Regions from separate parts of the Homo sapiens genome. Here region 2 is linked to region 1. A link is a contact called in ENCODE Hi-C or POLR2A ChIA-PET data. All regions are on one chromosome and are shown on one strand. The core of a region is the stretch at or near the end of the contact, and the rest is flanking DNA. Distances in the headings are between cores, read along the strand shown. Region 1 holds the start of LZTFL1 (leucine zipper transcription factor like 1). Region 2 has its middle 72 kb from the start of XCR1.

Evidence for each region. Hi-C counts contacts between places; a loop is a spot of excess contacts on that map. ChIA-PET counts read pairs that join two places held with the same protein, here RNA polymerase II (POLR2A). Pooled maps may share reads with other maps.
Region 2: a loop to region 1 is called in a pooled map, with 2.9 times the contacts of the local background. The contact joins the enhancer-like site here to the promoter of LZTFL1 in region 1. A Hi-C loop is called at or near these places in 2 of 37 single-sample maps with no recorded cell type and 7 of 50 pooled maps. POLR2A ChIA-PET finds 5 or more read pairs at or near these places in 2 of 52 experiments (MCF 10A and activated CD4-positive, alpha-beta T cell).

Annotation. Positions count from the first base shown.
Region 1 is chr3:45,838,888-45,845,351 of GRCh38, forward strand. It overlaps LZTFL1 (leucine zipper transcription factor like 1), which reads right to left and starts at 3,232. Exons shown (of 10, transcript NM_020347.4): 1 at 3,102-3,232. The coding sequence starts at 3,104.
Region 2 is chr3:46,096,038-46,102,498 of GRCh38, forward strand. No RefSeq gene overlaps it. Among named protein-coding and RNA genes, the nearest start is that of XCR1, 72 kb to the left of the region's middle. RefSeq lists an enhancer at 1,603-1,712. Within about 2 kb of position 2,559, at least 21 of the 41 ENCODE cell types and tissues checked have a DNase peak (open chromatin) inside an H3K27ac peak, as active enhancers do.

The DNA of each region.
Region 1 (6,464 bases), core at 1,982-4,481:
CAAGTACAACAGGTTACAGTCATATATGCACTTGAGTTGTGAATAACAAGACAGATTTCTATTACACACTAAAAATAATTGACTACCTACATTAGAGACAATATTATCTCTGATAGTCACACATTAGTATGGGCAAGAATATCCCACAATTTAGAAATATCACAAAACAATGTCACAATTTGCTAAAAACAAAGCATAAATACAGATTCTTTTTTTTTAGAGACGGAGTCTCGCTCTTTCACCCAGGCTGGAGTGCAGTGGCGCAATCTCGGCTCACTGCAAGTTCCGCCTCCTGGGTTCATGCCATTCTCCTGCCTCAGGCTCCCGAGTAGCTGGGACCACAGGCGCCCACCACCACGCCTGACTCATTACTTGTATTTTTAGTAGAGACGGGGTTTCACCGTGTCAGCCAGGATGGTCTCGATCTCCTGACCTCGTGATCCACCTGCCTCGGCCTCCCAAAGTGCTGGGATTACAGAGGTGAGCCACCACGCCCGGCCCAGATTCTTAATAATTATTCACTGTCTATAGTATTACATTTACACTCTTTGCTCTCCCAAAACCTCCCAAACTCTCTTACCCTGTTTCCCAGGATTCTACTAAATGAACACTCTACTTTAGCCACACTAGTCTGCTCATCAGTCCTGAAACATGACTTAAAATTTCCTGCCTTGACTTTCACTCATGTTACTCTGATCCTAAAGTATCTCTCCATTCCTATTTGAGAATCTGAATCCTACCCAGTGGTATGATGGTAAATATTTAACAGCAGGTTTTCTAGGTAGGGGGGCCTGATTTGTAGCACTGCTGATTTCCATGGCATAAATACTTCCATCATGGCTGATTTCAAGCCACCAATATAATGTCACTGAATGAAGAGGTAAGAAGAAATGCATACAATTGGATCTCACCAGCCAGTACACACATGCTCCACCACATCACTGAATTCCTACCCACCCTTCATGGCCTAACCTGTTTCACCTACTCTGTGCCATCTCCCAATATGCCCTCAGTAACTCTATAGGTATGCCTTCCTCCAAAACCTAGCATATATAATCTCTGCTACTTCTTTGGTACCGTCACAGGCTGATTACTACCTCGTATTATTGATTATCTTTTTTTTCAGGTCTTGCTCTTCCAAGTAGATTGTAAACTCTATGAGGGCATGAACCATTTCTTATAATGCACAACACCTAGCATAGTGCCTTGTGCCAGCAGGTGGCCAATTCCTATCTGTTCATTCCTTTCCCTCCTTTCAAGGAAAGTTAAGACTGTCCCAGGACCAAGAAGGAAAAATTACTCAAACTGAGAAGGGTAAATGACAGAAAAGTTCCTTTAAAATGGATTGGAATGAAGAAAGGGGGTAAAAGTGGACAGCTGAGTTCAAAAGGAAAAATAGCATCAGCCTAGGAAACGGCTATTCACAAACCTTTACTTCCACACATATACTATATGTATCTATGTCAAATCATTAGAGAGGAAATGGAATAGGTAGATATGTGGTATAATAGACAAAGCACTGGATTAGAAACCAGGTTTAGGTCTAGCTATGCAACTATCTACCTTGGTAACAGTCTGTTACCAAGTCACTTAACCCCAATGACATTAGTTTTACTATCTGCTAAATGAGAGGTAGATATGATGATCAGTCCTAAAATGGTTAGAAACAATGGGAGGTATCCAAGTGGGGAAGTCAGAATTTGTTTGAATTTTATTGTAGAAATATTCCGTTAAAATAATAATAAAAAGAGCTGAAAACATACAGCAAGAAATCCTGCCAGAGCATTGCCAAGCTAGTGTCTTGAAATTGTACCACAAATTGTGTATGTGTGTTTAGGGGGAAGGGGATAGAAGAGAAATGGGTAAGGTACCAGAAAGGGTTCCCTGTTCTTAACCATGCCCACAAATCCATATACAATTTAAGATAAGTACAAGGAGGAAACTGTAATGATAAAAATGAGCACAGTTTAATAATACCTATCAGATACTGAATGCTTAATATTTTCACAGGTACTGCACTGTTTACACGCATTATCTTACTTATCATATTAACAGTCTTGTGTAGTTATTATCTGCAATTTACTAATGAAGAACCTGAGCCTGATTCCAAAGCCTCAGTTGTTAACTGATGGAAAGGAATGACAGAAGATAGAACAGGAAGAGATACCAATTTTTTTGTGATTTGTTTTCAACGTGTTCTCCTGATATTTTAGGGAAATCAAGAGAATGAGTGGAGAGGCTCTAAACTCAAGAAGGGGAGGGAGCAATCTGTTTAGCTCACAGGTGTCTTCTCAGCTCCCAGACAGCGCTTGGAACACAGTGTGGACTAAATAGAAATTCTGGTTGCTGAAGTATTTCAGTAGCTATTTCAGGTGGTGCTCTCAACCCTGGTTTCATCCGTTTTCCTGAACATTTCAGTGCTGTGCACTGTTCTAAGTATGACTGGTATTTAAGATGGCATGCTATATTCGCTGGAGGGATTAATGATATTTTTTGAGCAAGCCAAAACAAAGGAAATGTCACCCAAATTCCTCAGCTGTAATACGGGGTGCTGGGATTCTTAAAGTCACCTCCACATCAGAAAGTTGGATTTCAATCACACAGAAAGCTGGATTCGTTCTCCCTGCTCCTCTGGTTACCGCGCGCGCGCGTGTGTCTGTGTAAACCTTAGAGCTTCCTGAAACTGAGTGAGAACCCTGCGTATGTGTTAATGTGTGTGTGTGCGTAAACTTGGAGCTTCTTGAAATAGAGTTAAGAACCCTGCCGTGCACCTTAGGCCGGCAGCAGTTTCCTCTATCTCTCCTCACCTGCCACCTAAGAGTTGTGCCTTGGCTCCAGCCCCCGCAGGCAGGAGAGAAACGAAGCGATGCGGCGGAGCTGGGCTGCTGGGAAAAGGCTTCACCCAGGATTACCCCAGAAGGGCTTGGGCTGCGGTTAACCGAATCTCTCGCGCCCGGCGCAGCTCCCCTTCTCAGGGAGGCTGAGGTGCGGCCAGACCCAACGAGGCCACGTAATCATTCCGGGCCCACCCGCTCAGTGTCTCCAGCCCCGGCCGCGCTCTCTCCTGTGCGCGGTGCGGCGCCTGAGGGTCGGTTACTCACCATGGCGGCAGGCAGCGGCGGCAGCCTAAAGGAACGGGAGAGGCCAGGCGGTGCCCCGCCAAGCCTGGGATCGCCGAGGGTAGTTGGACCACAGAAAATGGGGAAGGAGGGTAGGTTGTTTAGAAGCCTCTGGTTGCTAACGGAAACCGAGGCACGTGGACTGCAATTATGCATTTTCATTGGTCCTCAGGATCACGCGACAGGAAGTATTGCGTAACCGGTTGACTGCCACATGCGCATTGGCTTCCAGGGCCGGAAGTCCCACCTTTTTGTGCCAGTTCACTTTTGGGAGCTGACTGCAGTTGCAGAAGGTAGCGGGAGGGTTGGGCTGCCTGGAGTTGCGTGTGGCCACCAACGCGCTTCGCGCCTCGTGGCGTCCGCTTATGGATTGTTGGGAAGTTCTTGTCCAGAACTTCCTGTGGCATAGGTGACCCCAAGGATGAATGGACATCCCAGACCTTTCAATGGTCTCATAGGGCGCGGCCCAGACATTTTTTTTTTTCAGGAGTTCCTACCTGAGCATCAGGGTGGCTGAGACAGGCCAACAACACCAATGCCAGCAGGTTCTCAAATAGAGCTTCAAACGACCCCTCCCCATGACTCCGCCCATTATTATTACTGTGTTGTTATTATCTTCTCTTATATTTCCAGCTAAAAGTCTCTAGCAACATTTTTCCATTTAAAAAAAATGCAAAAAGCATGGGTTTTCTCCGAGAGCAGTGAATTTCAAAAGGTTCCATATGCCTGGAACTACTATGGAAGCTTGTTGAACAAATTCCTGGGCCTTATCTCCAGAAATTCTGATTCACAAGTCTAGCTTGGGTCCTTGGGATCTGCACTTTTTAACCGATGTTCCAGGAGTGATCACAGATCAGGACCACTCTTAGAAACACTGGCTTGGAAGGACAAGTGTAGGATGAGATCGATTATTGCAAATACCAGGGACTCAGAGTCCTTCACTCACATGATACAGAGGTGATGTGCAGGCATTTGCCCACAGAAGGATCTCAAGCCTTGGGTCAAGAACAGTAAACAAGGTTCTCCTGTGTGTCACCTGGAGCATTCCAATGCACGGAATGATGGCCTGAAGGCAGTGGCGTGGGTATGCCCAACTTCAGCTTTGGCTAGGCTCCCTACCCTTGGCACTGCAATGGCATTTGGGCAGGATCCCTGTCTTCTTGAAAGATTCCTAAGGGCAGATTCTCTCAACCCTGAATATTAACCCCTTCCAAGCTCAGTTAAACTTCCCCTTTACCATCCCACCTCCCCATTTCTGTTTAGTGAGTGTTGTTGAATTTGGTTGCCATTATTTAGTGCCTACTATGAGCTATTAATAGACACATTCCATTCCAGTAGTTAATCCTCATAATACGTGGTTCTTTCCTCTGTAGACATTCGTTGTGTTCACATAGTGAGAGGGTCACTTTACAAGGTGTTGTGGGTGCGAGATGAAGTTCATAAAAACTTTTATGACTGATCAGTAAACAAAGTTGGTCATCAGCTTGCACTGCTGAAAAGCTCGTTTATTTTCTCCCAGGCCAAATCTTGTGATTGCGAAGTGTTATCAATTCAAGGGAATGAAAGGAGCGTGTGTATAATGCAAATATTACATTTGTGGCTTGGGGATTTTAAAATTTGTTCTGCAAAACTCCATCAGCTAGTTATTGTAATTTAAAATTCTGCTTTAATCTAAAATCTTCTATACCAAGGAGGTTAATCACCATTAGCCAATCTACCCAACAGAGTTGAGTGTTGTTACATAAGCTGTCTAAATAGTGTCAGCAAATCTGAACATGAATTTTAGTCTCAAAAGTGATGAATTTGGCTCATGAAAAGGCTGAACTTGTACTTCAGGTTGTTTACTAGTGCGGGTTGGTCACCAAAGCAAACAATTCGAGCCGTGAGGGAGAACAGCTCCATCCTACTTTACTAGTGATCTTCTTAGGCTCTGTTTTTATTTATTTTAATTGCTGTGACAGTTTTTTAAAATGTGTGTATGTGTGAGTGTATGTGTGTGTGTAAATTTGGAGGGAGGCACACAAGTCCATTTTTTACCTTTTAGCAGAGTTCAACATAAATAAAATGAAGATAAATTCTTTTTATATTATTATGAAATGAGACTTATGACTTTATAAGTTCCCAGTCATCATACTAAGACCACCAGTTTCAGGGTGTTTGCAACCTAGACTTGGCAAAAGGAGGAATGGAAAGCTGATCATGGCCTCCTCAGGGATGCCAACAGATTCACTCATTCTGCCACTATTTACAGAACCCCTGTTGTGTGCAAGGTTCTGTGGCCATGATAGTGAGTCTGAGGAAAAAATCTGAGGGGAAAATCTGAGGGAAGAAGTGGAGGGACTCAGAAAGCCCCAGCTGCCCCTGCACTATAAATTTTGGGGGGATGCAGGGGGACTAAGGTGAGGCTTTACTTAAGTAGAAAGAGGAAATGAAGAAAATGATTAAGTAAAAAAAAAATAGGTGATACACAGAAAATGTAAAAATCTGAAAGGTTATATGGGAAAGAGAAAAGTTTGATAAATATTGAACTGGTAGTAGGTGGAAAATAGGGGAAATTATTTTAGGACATTATTCTTAAGAAGACAGGATCTTTGCAGCATGGCTTCTTGCATGAAGTTCTACCATACAAGTTCTCTTCAACTTCCCCATCTTGCCCCACCTTGGCTGCTGAGAAAGTAGCCAAGACCTTATAGAAGAGAAGGGCCCAGATTACAGGGCTCTTTACAGGAGATATGCATTTGAGTAGGCCTGAAGTAGGCAAGAGGCTATTTTCAGTTGCTTTCAAAACACCCTAGTGACCAGCAGGGTATTGGAGAGTGCTGACAAACTAGATTAGTGAAATCACTATCACATGCATTAAAGCAGGTCAAGCAAGGAAGTGGTTCACCATAAAATACAACTCCCTCTAAGAATGTGTGGATGTTGGCAATTACTTAGCCCAAATGATAGATTAGTTTCACTGATAATCTCAATGCATTAACAACACCCCAAAGGGAACAAACACCGAAACCATCAAAATGAGAAGTCTACCTCAAAAAATTTTAAGAATTGGTTGTGGGGAATACCTTCTTGTAAAGTACAAGAAAAATTGATTGTAAAGATGATGATACGCACCAGCTCCTCTTTCCATACTCCCTTATGCATATACATTTCAGTTAAACCCACAAGCTCAGTCTGTATATTCAGCAGCTGTTAATGGAAATCTGGATACTCGCAAGACACAATGGGGAAGGGAATAATGAACAAGATGGGATTGGTCTCTTTCAAAAATGGCCTTATAATCAAGTGAAGGGAGAATTCAAGCTTGCAGAATAATTTCAAAGTAGACAGTAAGTAGTAGGGTAG
Region 2 (6,461 bases), core at 1,309-3,808, 260 kb after region 1:
GCTGCCCAACATGTCTGAATCCTGACCTGAGGATCATCTAGGCCAAAATGGAGACCCTAAGTGTTCCAGTGCAGTCTGCTTGTGGCCAGCTTACCTGGCAGATGTCCACTCACAGGGTTAGGAGAAGGTCCACAGTTCTGGACTTGCCGACAACTGGTTAATGCATACCACAGATCAGTTAAGGCCTATTAAGTGATTTTGGCTTTCTATTCTCAACACTGTCCCTGGTTTGGACTACAGATTATATTGCCAGCCAAGGTATCACAATGACCATATGCTTCAGGAATCATTTTTGCCTTCTGGGAAGAACTTTCCCGGGACCTGAAGCTGATCTCGTCCACTCAGTGTGGCCAGGTCCTGGGTCCTAGGTCCCCAGTTTCTCCCCATTCTTAGGCCGCCCACCATGTACCCTGTAACTGAACTGTGATCTCTGAGTGGCTTCAGGGCAGGTTGTGGGTCTGGCTGCTCTGTGCCCATTGGAGCATCCCTGCCTCACAGCTCATCTGCTGATGTATGATGCAGCTGACTCATCCCAAACTTGTGGCCTTGGCAAGTAGGACCCTCTCAATCCCTATCCGCACTTTCCACACAGAGGAAGCCAGACAGCATTGTGTATTGATGGTTTGTTTCCATCTCACTAATCAAGAGGCTGAAAGCAACAAACTCTTTTTTTTCCTCTATCTCAACTTTTATTTTAGGTTCTGAGGGTACACATGCAGATTTGTTAGATGGGTAAATTGAATGTTGCTGAGGTTTGGTGTACCAATGGTCCCATCACCAGCGATGGATATAGTCTGGAGGGCCAGACTCCAGGTTTCTTGTGGCTGAGGAATACACTCCTGTCTTGCTGAAGCCCTCCCTATGGAGTGAGCTCTGTGGACCAGCAGCTTGGGCATCGCACAGGAGCCCATTAGACATGCTGAACGTCAGGGCCAGCCCCAGGGCTTCTGAATCACGGTCTGCATTTTAACAAGATCCCCGGGTGATTTCTGTGTACAGGATGGTTTGAGAGGCACTGGTTTAAGCCACTATTTTTTTTTCCTGTTATTTGCAGCTGAACCCAATTCTTTCTTTCTTTCTTCTTCTTTTTTTCTATAGGGCTTTTAAAAAATGTTTCCTCACTGTTTTGACAATATCATGAAAAAAATTCAGTTTAGAATCTGGAACTGACCTGGATGAGATTCAGGGGCAGCTACATGGCAAGGGCGGCACAACCTCTTTGATTCCCTCCCCACGGTGGGAGCTAAGCTACTGGTAATGGAGGCGCCGACAGGCACCAAACCAGGAACTAAGTTAGTGTCTCAGGCAAGAAAGGGGAGGCGAGGCCGGAGCCACTGCGGGGACCCTCCTGGTTATAGTTAGTTGTCTCTCTCCCTCCCCACACTGGCGACATGAAGACAGGCAGGTGGGTCAGGTGTTCCAGGACAGAAAAATAACCAGCAGTCAGCCCTCAGGCTCACACCTGAGCTTCTGGTCAATCCCCTCGGCTGAACCCGCTTCTTGTGGATAGAGTAGATGATGTCCAGGTGGGGTCACTGAGAGAGTGGGGCTGGAGAAGGGATTTCTGAGCGGCTCACTCATGGGCACCCTCACCTCCCTTCCCTGCATGCAGGCCTGACTTTCTAGAAAACCCTCATTTCTAGAATGAGGGGTGTGGGAGCCTTGGCTAGAGCTGTTCTGGGGCCCAGGGTCTCAAAAAGCAAGGTTCCTGTCCCCTGTGATTGCCTTGCTCCGGACCCCTATGTCTCCAGCACCAAGAGTGTCAGGGTAGACGACGGTGTGGAGCTCAGTGGAGGCGGATAAGGGGGCTGTAGTCATTTTGAAACCTTACGGTATTATAAAATAGATCATCCTTCCTGGAAGCCATGGCCTTCTGTTTTTAAACACAGGCGTTTCTAGGCTGAATTTCTGGGGCCTCCTCTATGACTCAGACTTGATTGCCTAAGAGGGTCACAATCTTTGGTACAAAATTCCAAGAAGGGTCCCTCCCAGCACATGCACATCCACATCCACCCAGGTCTTGTACACCAGCACCTCTCAAACTTTAATGCCCAAATGTATCCTCTGGAGATTTTGGTGAAAGGCAGTCTGGCTTGTGGCCTAAGACTCTGTGTCTCATAAAGCCTCCTGGTGCTGCAGCAGCTGCTGCTGCTGCTCTGAGAACTACACTTTAAAAGGCAAGGTTGTAGACTCTCTACTAACAGCTAGTGGATATTTCTTAGTTACAGCCTCTCATCTTCAAAACCTGACCCCACAATTCCAGACACTCCAGTTAGAAAGGTCAAATTAATTGTCATTTGTTACAGGATCTCACCACGAGTGTGGCTTCTCTTGGACAGGTGAGGGTAGAAGTTTCTGTTTCTCTTTGTTTTGCTTTTATTAATAACCTACTACACACAGAACTTCATTTTAGATAAAATCCTGGCCAAGACATGAACAGGTGTGTAAGTAACTCTGTGGACAGTGGGATTTACTTTCATCTGGGTTCCTGGTGGTGAATGATATCTCCATGTTTAGAGAGCACCTCTCAGTTTGATGTGGCAGTTTTTTGCTGTGGTTATGACTTTCAACATACTTCCTGCTTTTCTTGCAAAACAGAGAAGACTCACTCCTCTGTGGGAGGCCACAGCCCAAATGATTGCTGGCTTCTTCAAGGGCTGGAGCAGGGCTTGCAGGGGATTGCTGGCCTTCAGTGTGTGAGGTCTTTGGCCTTTTTCTACGTGAACATCAAGGTTAATCTATGTGGACTTGGCCTTCTGTTGGAGCAAGTTATTGCAATGCTGTTGGAGGAGCATGAGGTTCTTAGCACTTCTTAGCTTCAGATATCAAGGGAGATTCTTGTCCAACAACAACAGAAAATAGAGCCCAGCCATTTTTGTCATCAAGATTGCCAGGGTCGCATGATCTCAATGGCAATGCTCACACTTGCTAGAAATTTGGATTCATAAGCTTTTGAGTTAAACAGGGTCTGAGAATCCTTAAAGCTAACTCCTCTCTGTTTCAGAGGTGCAAACTGCTAATGAGAAAGATGCCAATCTGGTTCTTATTCTTTTTTTTTTTTTTTTTTGAGATGGAGTCTTTGTTGTCCAGGCTGGAATGCAGTGGTGTGATCTCATCTCACTGCAACCTCCACCTCCTGGGTTCAAGTGATTCTCCTGCCTCAGCCTCTGGAGTAGTTGGGATTACAGGTGCCTGCCTCCACACCCAGCTAACTTTTGTATTTTTAATAGGACGGGGTTTTGTCATGTTGGCCAAGCTGGTCTCAAACTCCTGACTTCAAGTCATCTACCTGCCTTGGCCTCCCAAAGTTGGTTCTTATTCTTTTGTTGTTTATTTGTTTCTTGTTTCTCTCTGAGAGTGTTTAGGATCTCCTTAGATTGTTGGTGCTCTGAAATTCCAAGAGGTTATTTCTATGGATCACTCTTTGTTCATTGTGCTCAGTGCTTGGGGTCTTTCAATCCAAAGCTTATATCTTTCTTCAACTCCGGGAGATTTTTTTCAATTGTTTCTTTGATAATTTTCTGCTTTCTGTTTTCCTTCTTCTCCTTTTCTGAAATTCCTGCAATGTAAATGTTGAGCCACCTAAATTGACCCTATGTATTTTTTTTCTCCAATTACCCATTTTATTTTGGTCATTTTACTCTGTATTCTGCAAGTTCTTCTTGAATTTTTAATGTATTTTTTCTGTCTTTGACTTTTGGTTTCAAAAAAATTGAATGTATTATATTTGTGATAATAAAAAGTAAATATATTTTAAAAGGGATTTAGAACAAACTCTTGGTTTTCAACTGCTCCTTTTTAATAGAAGATTTTTTTTTTTTTTTTTTTTTTTGACAGAGTCTCGGTCTGTCACCAGGCTGGAGTGCAGTGGCGTGACCTGGGCTCACTGCAACTTTTGCCTCCCGGGTTCAAGCAATTCTCCTGCCTCAGCCTCCTGAGTAGCTGGGATTACAGGTGCCCACCACCATGCCCAGATAATTTTTGTATTTTTAGTAGAGACGAGGTTTCACCATGTTGGCCAGAATGGTCTCAATCTCTTGACCTCGTGATCCACCTGCCTTGGCCTCCCAAAGTGTGGGTTTTGTTTTACGGACGTATCATCTTGGTTCTCCAAGAGGATAATTAGAGTTTAAGGTTTTTACTTAGTTCTTTTTCCTTTCCTTGTTCTACCTCCTCCAAGTTCATTTGTTCTGTTGACTTATCTTGGTCCTTTTCTTTTCCTGAGTGAATGGTGTTTGTGGCAGCTCATTTCTATTTATGCATTCTAGGTTGGGTTGTTAAGTTGAAGTAAATGGGGGACTGGGGTCCTTCTGCGAATGAGAAGGTGTGACTGTGAGCTCTCTGGCTGTGGAAGGGGGTGCTGATGGGTAAATCTTGCTTTCTTCTGTGAGAGTGGGAGAAGTCAAACCAATTCAAGGAGACCCCTGCTCTAAGATGTTACTCCCATGTTGGAAGCCTCAGCCCCTTCCAGTCAGCTTTTATTTGCTTTTTAAAAAGATTATTTCTCAAGGGTGCAAGGGTGGTAAGGGATAAAAGACTAAACACTGGGCACAGTGTACTGCTTGGGTGACAGGTGCAGCAAAATCTCAGAAATTACTACTAAAGAATCTATCCCTGTAACCACCTGTTCCCCGAAAACTATTGAAATAAAATAAAAATAAAAAAGGATTATTTTTCCAGCTTTTAAGGTAAAAGCTGCCATTTTCTGCCCATGGGATTAGGGAGAGGTGGGATGGTGAAGGCCAGTTTCCACAGCAGTTTAGGTCCAGTCATTCCATCAATCACTTCCTTTTATGCTCACCCTGGTCTTTGTACTTTCCAACCTCCAGAGGCTCTAACGTGAAGGACATCACCCCCTGCCACTGCCCTCACCAATAACTTCCACTTTTATTGCAACCCCAAAATGTGTTCTGAGCATCTAGGAAGCTAGAAATCAGCCTTCCTCATCAACTTCCTTAAAATTGGGGATTTAAGTAATACTTTTTAGAATCTGTCCACTCAGCTTCCAGGCCACATCCCTCTGACCCAGCTCCACCCCATTTCCATCCTTATTGTTTCTGGGGGAAGCCACTTGATGATGCCAAGTATTTTCCAGTTCTGCTTTTGACCGCACTTTGCAAAGTAGTGTATGGTATGATGCTTGTTCCTTCCTTGGTTTGGAAGACTTTTGCCTGTTTTCTCAAAAACAAATGAACAAAAATCTCTGGTGTTTTTTGGATTTGGTGGGAGGGAGAATTTTGAATCTGCTTCAAGTCCCACATCTTTCTCTGCCACCTCACACGATTAATATCAAGAAGCACAGACAACTCTCATTTATTTCCCACTTTCAGTGAAAAAGAAAAAGCACCAACCTTGCTTGTTTTGGTTCCATTTTGGTTTGTTCTGTTTGTTTTTAATAGCTGTTCACATGAATGTATTAACCTGGATGGGATCTTGATTTGACCTAGAGTCATACTAGGTGGCTGAGAGGACACTAGTCAGCTTCCTCTCAACTATGAGATGACCTAGTGGTCAGCCTTCAGGGTCTGGATTTTCCTCAGGAGGGTCCTTGCTAAAAGTGGCAGAGTCCATTTTCAGTCCAAGACAGAATGAGATGAAAGAGAGAATCAAGGATGTGGACCTGATTGCCTGGAGACCTGTGTTCTAGTCCCACCTGGCCTTCTTATCAACTGTGCAGGCTGGGGCAAGTGGTAGCCTCTCCCCAGCTTCATTTTCCTCCTCTGTAAAATAGTTGGGTGGGTCCTGATGTCTCCCAGATCGCTTTTACTTTCTAAAACTCCATGATTCCTTATAAAGTAGGCTTCTAAAGAGCAAGTAAGGGCAGGAGAGGATGTGAAGGGGAAGAATAATTAATATCCACATTCAGCCCTAATTTGGTTAGTATGGTTTCATTAATAATGGAAATAACAACAATTGCCATTGATGAAGACTATTTATGTTTCTGTTTCAGAAACAATATCTGCTCTTGGAGTCACTGCCACCAAGGGAATAACTTTACCTGGAATATGGACTGGGAGCTCAAGCCAAAAGCATGGACAAGGGAGTCCCAGATTACAGGATACTATTATGACTTTTGCATAAATATAAACTCCTATTAGATAAATTGATAAGATGTGCTCTGGTTAGCTATTGCTGTGTAACAAACCACCCCAAACAGTGGTTTAAAGCAATGACATTCTAGGGTTGGCTGGGCTCAGCCAGGTGGTTCTTATGTGGTCTATCATTAAGGTGCAAAAAGATAGTGGCTGGGTTAGGGCCATTCTGAAGAGTTATTCACTCACAGGTCTAGAACCTGGGCTGAAGGACTCAAACAGCTGGAGGATCTATCTATCTATCTATCTATCTATCTATCTATCTATCTATCTATCATCTTCTATCTATCTATCTATCATTATCTTTCAATCTCCTCCATATGATCTCTCCCCAAAGTGGCTCCAGGGTAACCAGACTTCTTACATGAC